Linked DNA regions of Homo sapiens: region 2 is linked to region 1. Evidence: chromatin loops called from intact Hi-C (ENCODE). Cell type or tissue: breast epithelium. All regions are shown on one strand. Links, peaks and the distances in the headings refer to the core of each region. The heading gives the core; the rest is flanking DNA.

Region 1 (5,393 bases), core at 177-5,176:
GATATAAAAACAACAAATATGCTCAACTGATTTTTTACAACAATGTAAAAGCAATTCAATGGAAGAGATGTACCACAGCAGTTGGATATCTATAGGCAAAAAAAAAAGAAAAAAGAAGCTCAACCTTAACTTTCACACTTTATACAAAAATTAACTCAAAATTAATCATGAACTTGAATGTTAAAGGTAAAATTATAAACTTAAAAACACAGAAGACAATCTTTGGGATCTCAGGCTAGGCAAAGAAAACTCAGACTTGACATGAAAAGCACAATTCATAAAAGGAAAAATTGGTCGAATAGACTTCATCAAAATTAAAACTTTTGCTCTGGGAAAGACTGTTATGAGGCTGATGTGGTTTGGCTGTGTCCCCACCCAAATCTCATCTCGAATTGTAGTTCCCATAATTCCCACGTGTCATGGGAGGGAATTGGTAGGAGGTAATTGAATCATGGGGATGGGTCTTTCCCATGCTATTCTAGTGAGATAGTAATCTCACAAGATCTGATGGTTTTATAAATGGGAGTTCCCCTGCACACACTTTCTTGCCTATCACCATGTAAGACGTGACTTTGCTCCTCCTTGCCTTCTGCCATGATTGTGAGGCCTCCCCAGCCATGTGTAACTGAGTCAATTCAACCTCCTTCCTTTATAAAGTACCCCGTCTTGGGTATGTTTTTATTAGCAGCGTGAGAACAGACTAATACAAAGGTGGAAAAGACAAGCTACAGACTGGGAGAAAATAACTGCAAATCACAACAAAGTGACTAGTGCCTAAGATATATAAACAGCTCTCAAAACTTGACAGTAAAATAAATAATCAACTAGGAAATAGGCAAAAGACACAATTAGCAGCTGAAATGTATACCCCCGAAACTCATATGTTGAAGCTCTAACCCCTGTACCTCAGAACAGACTGTATTTGGAGCTAGGGTCTTTAAAGAGGTGATCAAATTAACATGAGGCCATTGGGTGGGCCCTAATCTAATGTGATTACTGTCCTTTTAAAAAGGAGAAAATTTGGATACATAAAGAGATCATGTGAGAATATGAGAATGCAGCCATCTGCAAGCTAAGCAGAGAGACCTCAGAAGAAACTTGATCTTGGACTTCTAGCCTCCAAAACTGGAGAAAAAAAATTTCCATTGTTTAAGTCACCCAGTTTGTAGCATTCTGTTATGGGAGCCCTGACAAAGTCATACAGACGTGAAGAGACACTTCACCAAACAAGACATACAAATGGCAAATATGCACATGAAAAGATATTTAACATCATCTGCCATTAGGGAAGTGCAAATTAACATGACAATGACTTATCACTTACCTATAAGACTGGGCTAAAATTAAAAAGTGTCAAAAATTTCTTTATTATGGTTGCTGACTCAGCATCCATTTTTAGATCTAACGTAAGTTATCTGAAACCCAGCTATAGCCCTCCATCTTGGCCTAGTTAAAACTTCCCGGCAGGGCACAGTGGCTCATGCCTGTAATCCCAGCACTCTGGGAGGCCGAGGCAGGCAGATCACCTGAGGTCATGAGTTTGAGACCAGCCTGGCCAACATATAGTGAAACCCCGTCTCTACTAAAAACTAAAAAAATTCGCTGGGTGTGGTGGTGCATGCCTGTAGTCCCAGCTACTTGGGAAGCTAAGGCAGGAGAGTAGAAGAATCGCTTGAACCCATCCAGGAGGCAGAGGTTGCAGTGAGCTGAAATCGTGCCCTTCTACTCGACCCTGGGTGGGAGCGAGACTCCATCTCAAAAAAACAAACAAAAAAAAACTTCCCTTGCCTGTGTGACTGTCTGCAATATAGACTTCTTCATCTCACTGACCAAAAACTCAATATTCCCCACAGCTGCTGACCACGATAAAAACCTAATGGTCAACACCAGAGTCATGTAAATAAGATCTCCCTTCAGGAGTGTTTGCTTTAAACTAGCCAATCCACAACCACCACAGGAAAGCCTACAGGGTAATGCCCATGTACCTTAAAAAAGGCATAGTCCCACTGATATCCCCTTTTCCCTCTCACTCTTTTTCTCTCTCCCCTCCCTCAGCTCCCCGCATCCTTCCTTAACCTTAACCTCTCTGGGCTCTACCAGTAAATCTCGTTTCATTCTGGTTTCACTTCCTCATGTGTCTCACCTGACACACACGCACAAACCTAACTCAGTTCCCCAATCCCTGCTAGGGCTCTCCTAGAGTGACGCTACTTGCCTTATGGCCCTCTCAAGATAGAGATCCCAAGACCAATTAGAAAGTAAATATAACAATAAAAATCACAACAAAGTGACAATACCAAATGCTGGTGAGGATGCAGCTCTCCCTCATCCTCACTCATATACTGCTGATTGGAATGTAAAATGTACAGTTACTCAGGAAAACAGCTTGTCAGTTTCTTACAAACATTAACATGCAACTACCATATGACCCAGTGATTGCACTCCCAGAAGAATCAAAATTTATGTTTACATGAATACTTGTACACAAATGTTTAAAGCAGTTTAATTTCTAATAACCAAAACCTGGAAACAACCCAGATAATCTTCAATGGGTGAATGGTTAACACATCACGGTACATCCATACTGTGGGATACTATTCAGTAACAAAAAGGAACAAGGTACTGATACACACAACAACCTGATGACTCTCCAGAGAATTATGCTGAATGAGAAAAGCCAATCCCATAAGGTTACATACTACATGATCCCACTTATGTAACATTCTTAAAATTACAAAATAATAGAAATGGAGAACAGGTTAGTGATTGCCAGGGGTTAAGGACAGGTTGGGAGCTGGAAGGAAGACCACATGGGTATAAAAGGGCAATATGAAGAATCCTTATGGGGAAGGAAGTGTGCTGTATCTTGACTGTACCAATGTTAATTTCCTGGTTGTGCTATTATATACTATCCTATCCTATCCTACAGTGTCCTATAATTTTGCAAGGTGTTACCACTGGGAGAATCAAGGTAAAGGATACATGAGATCTCTCCGTGTTATTTCTTACAACTGCATGTGAATCTACAACTATTTTAAAAAGTTCAAGAAAAGTTATCAACTTGAGCATTTAAAATGTGCACAATTTATCATAAAATATGCCTCAATAAAAAGTTACACAGTAAAAAAAATTTTCATACAAGTTTTTTTAAAAAACTGTCCAGAACAAAGCTGTCCAATTGAACTTTCTGTATATAGATTATTGACCTGTTCTATAATTCTGTGCTACCTAAAACAACAGCCACTAGCCACACATAGCTAATAAACACTTGAAATGTAACTTGTATAACTGAAAAACTGAATTTTAAATTTTATTCATTTTAATTAAATTTAAACTGCCACACATCAGTGGTGGTCACCATTGAACAATGCAGGTCCAGACACTACAAAGAATAGGGAAGATCGTTATGTGCTAAAATACAGCTATGTCCAAATTGTATTCAGAAAAATACAGATTTTATAACATAACATTTATGTAATAAAAACAAGGAAATAAATATACATGAACATGTATGTAAAATATATATTTAAATGTACAAGCATAGAAAATTCTGAGTGTACTTTAAAGTAGTATTTACCTGTGAGGAGTGAGAGAAGTTTGTGCTTGCTGGGGACAGGGAACTGTGGGACTTCACCATGAACTATATATCCTTCTGTACTACTTAAATTTTTTACAATAATCATGTGTCACCATTAAGGCTAAAAAAAACCCATGCTGAAACTTAAATTTCTGATACCTTTAAAATTTATACATTATTCAACAGTATAGAATAAATCGGATGTTAGGATAATAATGTTCAGAAAGTTTAAGTTTATATATGGTCTGCTATGCTAGAAGACTAGATTCTAGTTTGTCAAGAATTTTTTTTTTCCACCTGTACCCTTTTTTGGGACTTGATTACATCAATTATTCAATGGAAAAAGGACACAAATAAGGAAAAAAAGTTTAATGGGAATTTCTGAAATCAAGCTAATTAACCTCTCACAAACAGGTGGAAGATTCTGGCTATTTACATTATGAGTGGTCAAAGAGAAAGCAAAATTTCCAAAGAAAACACTGTCTAGAATTTATTCATGATTATATTTACAGAAATATAAATAAAGATTAATGAATATTTATAATTTCAGTGAAAGAACATAGGGAGGTAAAATTCTAGGGTTAAAAACAAGATTAACAATAGTGTACATGCTCTCTTAAAATCTTGGAACTGCAGAAAGAAAGTAAGTAAAGATTATAAAACAACAGCTAACTATTTGCCAGGTATTGTTCTAAATTTTACTTAGAGACAGAATTTCATAAAATCAAAAGATGCTATTGATTATAATATGCACCATTATTGTATGTACCACTAAGAAAGAAAATACTGCCAACTGAACTGAATGCTTTTTTATCACTTCAAATTTTTACTTCTACTAATTGAAGGATTATTTACACTAATTGAAAAATCTTTTACAGACTTACTTAGATTTTTAAAATATCACTCTTTAGGCTATATCAAATGGAGATAAACAAATCAGTTACTGTATTGCTAAAACTTGTTCATGCTCAAGGTTAGCCTCTTTGGAATCACTGTTCAACTTAGAGTTTCAATACCATGTTCTTCATCACAATATTGTTTATGAGCCACCAAGAACACTGAAATATAGCATTTCTTAAAAGAATGTCACTATTATCTCTAGGATTTCCTTCTCCAAGCCACTGACACACATTCCACAAGTTTTGATGATTTTCTTGATCTTACTGGAAGTTATCAACAGTTTTCAGAAAACAATCAGTAATCAAACTCCTTTCTAAAATGCTCTTTAAATGGATTGCTAATGAAATGGGGGCAGCAGGTGTACAATTGTGCTATCAGGAATAACCACAAAGAGGCCGGGCATGGTGGTCCCAGCACTTTGAGAGGCCAAGGCAGGTGAATCGCTTAAACCCAGGAGTTCAAGACCAGCCTGGCCAACATGGCGAAACCCACCTCTACTAAAAATATAAAAAAAATTAATCAGGCATGGTGGTGTGCACTTGCAGTCCCAGCTACAGTAAGATCCTGTCTCAAAAAAGAAACAGAAAAGGAATAATCACAAAGATGCCACATGCACAGGCACTGACAGTCACTATTGCAATTTCGCTAATGCAACAGACACCATTAACTATAAGTCACAAATCCCAATTTCAGAGATATTAAAATACATACAGGTTAAAATCTACAAAAGGTATATTAACTCATTTAATCTCATAAGGACCCTAAGAAGTAGGTGTTATTAACCCCACTTTCCAGATAATAAAACTGAGGTACCCAGAAGATTAAGTAATTTGCCCAAGATCATATGGTTACTAACTGCTGGATGAAGCATTTGAGGTACACTACCCTGAAATGTATTCCAAAAAAGCTCTACTAA
Region 2 (5,393 bases), core at 179-5,178, 210 kb after region 1:
GAAACTCAATGCCATCCTGTGAAAGCAGCCAGGATGGGGACTGACTGCATCCTGCAAAGCCAGGGGCAGAGCTACCCAAGGCCATGGGAGCCCACCTTTTGCATCAGCATGCCCTGGATGTGAGACATGGAGTCAAAGGAGATCATTTTGGAACTTTAAGGTTTAGTGACTGCCCTATTGGATTTCAGATTTGCATGGGGACTGTAGTCCCCTAGTTTTGGCCAATTCCTCCCATTTGGAATGGGTATATTTACCCAGTGCCTTAACTTCCATTGTATCTAGGAAGTAACTAACTTGCTTTTGATTTTACAGGTTCATGGGTAGAAGGGACTTGCCTTGTCCCAGATAAGACTTTGAATTGTGGACTTTTGAGTTAATGCTGAAATGAGTTAAGACTCTGGGGGGACTGTTGGAAAGGCATGATTGGTTTTGAAATGTGAGGACTTAAGATTTGGGAGGAGCCAGGGTAGAATTATATGGTTTGGCTGCATCCCCATCCAAATCTCATCTCAAATCGTACCTCCCATAATTCCCACACATCTTGGGAGGGACCTGGTGGGAGGTAATTGAATCATGGGGGTGGGTCTTTCCTGTGCTGTTCTTGTGATAATGAATAAGTCTCACGAGATCTGATGGTTTTTTTGTTGTTTTTTTTTTGACAGTCTCGCTCTGTTGCCCAGGCTGGAGTGCAGTGGTGCCATGTCAGCTCACTGCAACCTCTGTCTCCCAGGTTCAAGCGATTCTCCTGCCTCAGCCTCCTCAGTAGCTGGGACTACAGTCACGCACCACCACGTGCGGCTAGTTTTTTTGTATTTTTAGTACAGACAGGGTTTCATTGTGTTGGTCAGGATGGTCTTGATCTCCTGACCCCGTGATCTGCCCGCCTTGGCCTCCCAAAGTGCTGGGATTACAGGTGTGAGCCACTGCACCCAGCTGTTTTTTTTTTTTTTTTGAGACAGGGTCTTGCTCTGTTGCCCAGGCTGGAGTGCGGTGGCACGATCTTGGCTCACTGCAATCTCCACCTCCTGGGTTCAAGCGATTCTCCTGCCTCAGCATACCTAGTAGCTGGGATTACAGGTGCGCGCCACCACACCCAGCTAATTTTTGCATTTTTTAGTAGAGACAGGGTTTCGCCATGTTGGCCAGGCTGGTCTCAAACTCCTGACCTCAGGTGATCTGCCCACCTCAGCATCCCAAAGTGTTGGGATTACAGGTGTGAGACACTGCACCTGGTCGATCTGATGGTTTTATAAAAGGGAGTTCGCCTGCACATGCTCTCTCTCTTGCCTTCCACCATGTAAGATGTGACTTTGCTCCTCATTAGCTTTCCGCCATGATTGTGAGGCCTCCCAGCCATGTGGAACTGTGAGTCAATTAAACCTCTTTCTTTTATAAATTACCCTGTCTTGGGTATGTCTTTATTAGCAGCGTGAGAACAGACTAATACACATTCCATTAAATCTCCTATAGGATTTGGTCTCCATTTACTTCTTCAACTTAATTTCCAGCTATGCCAGTTTTACTCATGCTAATATGTATTTCAGTTTCTAGCATAACCCGATGCTCAGAAGATGACTAATAACTATTGAAAAATTAATGCATAGAGATTGAATTAAGTTTTATATATTTTTCAGGTGAAATGTCTAAATGGAGATTATAATAATTTGTGATTATATATGTGACTATGTTCTTCAGGAGAGAGAACAAGGCTAGAGATATCTATTTGATAGATTAACAAGAATTAGAACATAAAATGTATTCTCTTTTCTCCTCCCTTTTTTGGGAAAAAGATATAGAGTGAAGAGAGAAGGCTGAGTATGGAATTGTGGGGGAAATTAAAGAAGCTGTAAACTTTCAAAGGAGACTGAGAAGTCAGAAAGGTAGGAAGAAAACCAAGAGGATATAATGACTCAAAAACTAAAGAAGAAGGTAATTTTTGCCCAAAAGCAAACCAAGAGACAAAGAAGTTGCCAATTGGTAAGGGCTGCCAAAGTGAAAAGGCTAATTGGATTTAGTGCCAAGGTAATCTTGAGCCACAGGTAAGATGCATAGGCAATGGAAATCAATAGGCAAAAGGAAATCAGTAGTTACTTCTTCGAAGAAGTAACCAGCTGGACTGATGCCCTGGCAGCCTCCCATGCTGGAATGTACCAGTCTCATGTTGATGGTGATTCAGAAGCTGTATCTGGGCTCAGCGGAAAATAGTGATTTTCTTTTTAAAATAACCTTTTATTATTATAAAACCAGCATATGCAAGTAGAAAGTACAAAACTACATATCAGCAAAATAAAACAAAACAACCCCCTTTCCAGAGATTAACAGTTCGGTGTATATCTTTCCAGTTCATTATTTATTCCTATATATGCACATAAATATATAAATATATTTTTACCAAAATGATACCATACTCAATGTGTGGTTTTGTAACCTATTTACTTTTTTAAATTAACAATCTTCACCTTTCCAAGTGAATACATTTTTATCTTATCTAAAACCCAAATTCAAATTTTTCCATTAGTCTCCAAAATATCTTTACTTTGAAAATTAGTAATTAAAAGCAAAGACTTATTATTTACTTTTCCTTTCCAGTAGGAGTTATATTTCAGGGTAACCAAATAGTTCCAGGTAATAAAGGCAAGCTCTAGGTTACCAAAGAAAGTCAGAATGTAGAAGGAATGATATATTTATAATTGTTTTGCAATTCTTATTGAAATTACTGACTCATGTAAGGGTTTTCAATAAGTGTTAAAGCATAAGGTTTATGTTTGAAGGGGAACTGGACATCTGTGTAGTATCAAAGCAATGCCATACAAATTACTTACCATAGTTTACAATGGAGGGATGAGCCTGTCATCATATCATCAATTCAGCTGTCATTCTAAATATCAATAGTTGTACATTAATCAAATAGCATGAAAGATACTATATAAAAATATATAACCTGTAAGTATTCTAGCCCTAAATGTTTAACTTGAATTCGCCTGAAATCTTTATATCTATCTTACTTGTTTCAAAGAAAGATTTCAAATAAATATTTCAAAAAGCCATTTTTACACCCAAAATCATAGATAAGATGTTCTGGGTTGCTAAGCAACACTGTGAAGGCAAAAGAATAATAATAAGGACATGTGTGCATTACTGCATCATCCTTAGATGTAAGTTTTGTTTTTGTTTTTATTTTTAGAGCCAGTCCCCTCTTTCTCTGTTGCCCAGGCTTGAATGCAGTGGCACAATCATAGCTCATTGTAGCCTTGAACTCCCGGGCTCAAGTGATCCTCCTGCCACAATCTCCCAAGTAGGTGAAATTACAGGCATGTGCCACCACACATGGCTAATTGTTTTATTTTTTGTAGAGACAGGGTCTTGCTATGTTCCCCAGACTGATCTTGAACTCTCGACCTCAAGTGATCCTCCCACCTCAGGCTCTCAAATTGCTGGGATTGTAGACGGGAGACACAGTGCCTGGCTGATAAGTTTTATTTACTGTAATTTGTTATACTAAGAAATAAGTGTGGCAAGAGGGGACTGGCTGGGAATGCTAACTCCATGTATTGTAAGAGGAGGTCTGGCTGGAGATTTACTTGAATGGAAAACATAACTCTGAAATTTAGTGTTTCCTGGTTGTTAAGGAAGTGGCTTTCATTTTCACATCACATGAAAGATCCTGATACGTACATATTAGGGGTTGTGTAGATTATTACATAAAGCTGCATAATGGCCTGAAGTCATGCCTGCCTATGTATCTTCTATAAACCTCAGAATCAGGCCAGTTGCTACAAAAGCCTTGTTATCAATGAGAGGATGGTAGAGTGTATGGTCTGTGTGTAATTTTTCTCCAACTGGGTGTAGTGAAAATACAGTTAGTAATATTGTATAGAACATAATATTCCCAAAAGGTAGTGACCATAATAGTTTATATTTCTTGAGTTCTTTAATTCTTATAATATTATAAAAGAGTTTTTTTTTAAACTCCTGTTTTACAGATGATTTTACAGATGACAGCCTTGGTGGTAAATGACAAAGCTAGGGTTAGAACTGAGATCTGTCTGATTTTGGTGTTAGAACTCAAACACACTGCACTATACTACTTCAGTGAATCAAATTTGTATTAACTTTGTAATTTTGGTTAAAATGTATTTTGAGGTTTTCTGTGGACCCAATAGTAATACTAACTTATAACAGTTTCTGGGCTATCACTGCGAATTCAATGGAAATCAAAGTACTTAGTTCTTGTCAAATATTAGCACTGAAGAAATAAAACATTAACAGAATATTTCGATTTTTTTAAAACACAGTCACTGCTATTCTAGGCAAAGCCTAAATTTTTATTTGACATTTTTTTTGCTACTTTTTATGAATTTGACAGTTGTGCATTTGGAATCTGTTCAAATTCTATTTGTAGCTGAATCATGTGAATGCCAATGCCAACGAGATCAGTACATCTGCTTCTTAGCATCTCTAGAGTAATCTGTATTTGCAGAATGCTTTATATAAATTTGAACATGCTAACATGCTCAATCAGATTTATTTACCACCAGTCTTATGATGTTAGGCCTTCCATAGTGGTTTAATAGATGTTTGGAGCAAATACCAGGTAGGCAGCATGGGCTGCTTTTGATTTGAACACTTCTACTAAAAAATAATAATAGATATGATAAGGAGAAAATGATTACTGTATTTGGTTAAGGGTAGAAAATAACAAGTAGTAATACTTTCCCATGGAATTGACCGACAGGTATAAAAAAGAAAGTGACATACTCTGAAAGTCTTCTTTTTTTTTCTTTCCTAAAGCAGGGACCCAGTAACATTTTAGAATGTCTTTAGGAAATGAGACATTAAAAAAACAAAAACCATAATCATGTACCATTATCACAACTAAGACAATTAACAATAATTCCTTAATATCCTGTAATATGTAGTTGGTATTAAAATTTTCCTGATTGTCTCATTATATCTTTTTATAAGTTGTTTGAATTGGAATCTGATAAAGGTAAAGATCCACGTATTGCACTTGGTTGATATATCTGGTAAGTCTATTTTAAATCTCTAACAGTGCCCTCCCTTTTACTCTCTTGCCTTTGTTTGTTGCACGAAGGTCATTTTTCTCTGGAATTTTCCCCGCCCTCAGTTCAGATAATTGTATTCTTTTGGTGTACTACTTTAGTAACTTAAGGAAGGGGTGGGGGGCTTAGGACACAAAGAATGTCAGGTCCAAGTCTATTTGCTGACTGCAGAAGGAAGTGGGGAGTATAACAATGTGCGATCATGGGGTGGAGTTGGTGGCCATGTCTGGAAGTGAGCTGACATTCAAAGATAAAGTCTTCAATAGAGGTATATCAATCCCAGTTCCAGGAGGATATTACAGGGATTAAGGATTAAAGGATACAATTAAG

The links. A loop is a pair of places that touch in the nucleus more often than their neighbours do. Peaks named below come from ENCODE experiments on the same cell type or tissue, not always from the same donor. Only the 100,000 strongest peaks of a DNase experiment are listed, where the experiment ranks them.
Region 2: a loop joins it to region 1, with 11 times the contacts of the local background. A loop is called at or near these places in 6 of 110 quality-filtered maps.

What each region holds. Positions count from the first base shown.
Region 1 is chr12:76,774,592-76,779,984 of GRCh38, reverse strand. The region is part of intron 1 of ZDHHC17 (zDHHC palmitoyltransferase 17); the gene reads right to left. Among named protein-coding and RNA genes, the nearest start is that of ZDHHC17, 13 kb to the right of the region's middle. In breast epithelium, for the core only: no CTCF peak of the experiment used is centred there; no DNase peak of the experiment used is centred there.
Region 2 is chr12:76,568,196-76,573,588 of GRCh38, reverse strand. It overlaps LOC105369850 (a long non-coding RNA gene), which reads right to left. Exons shown (of 4, transcript NR_188081.1): 3 at 2,823-2,878. Among named protein-coding and RNA genes, the nearest start is that of OSBPL8, 11 kb to the right of the region's middle. In breast epithelium, for the core only: no CTCF peak of the experiment used is centred there; a DNase peak (open chromatin) is centred at 2,120.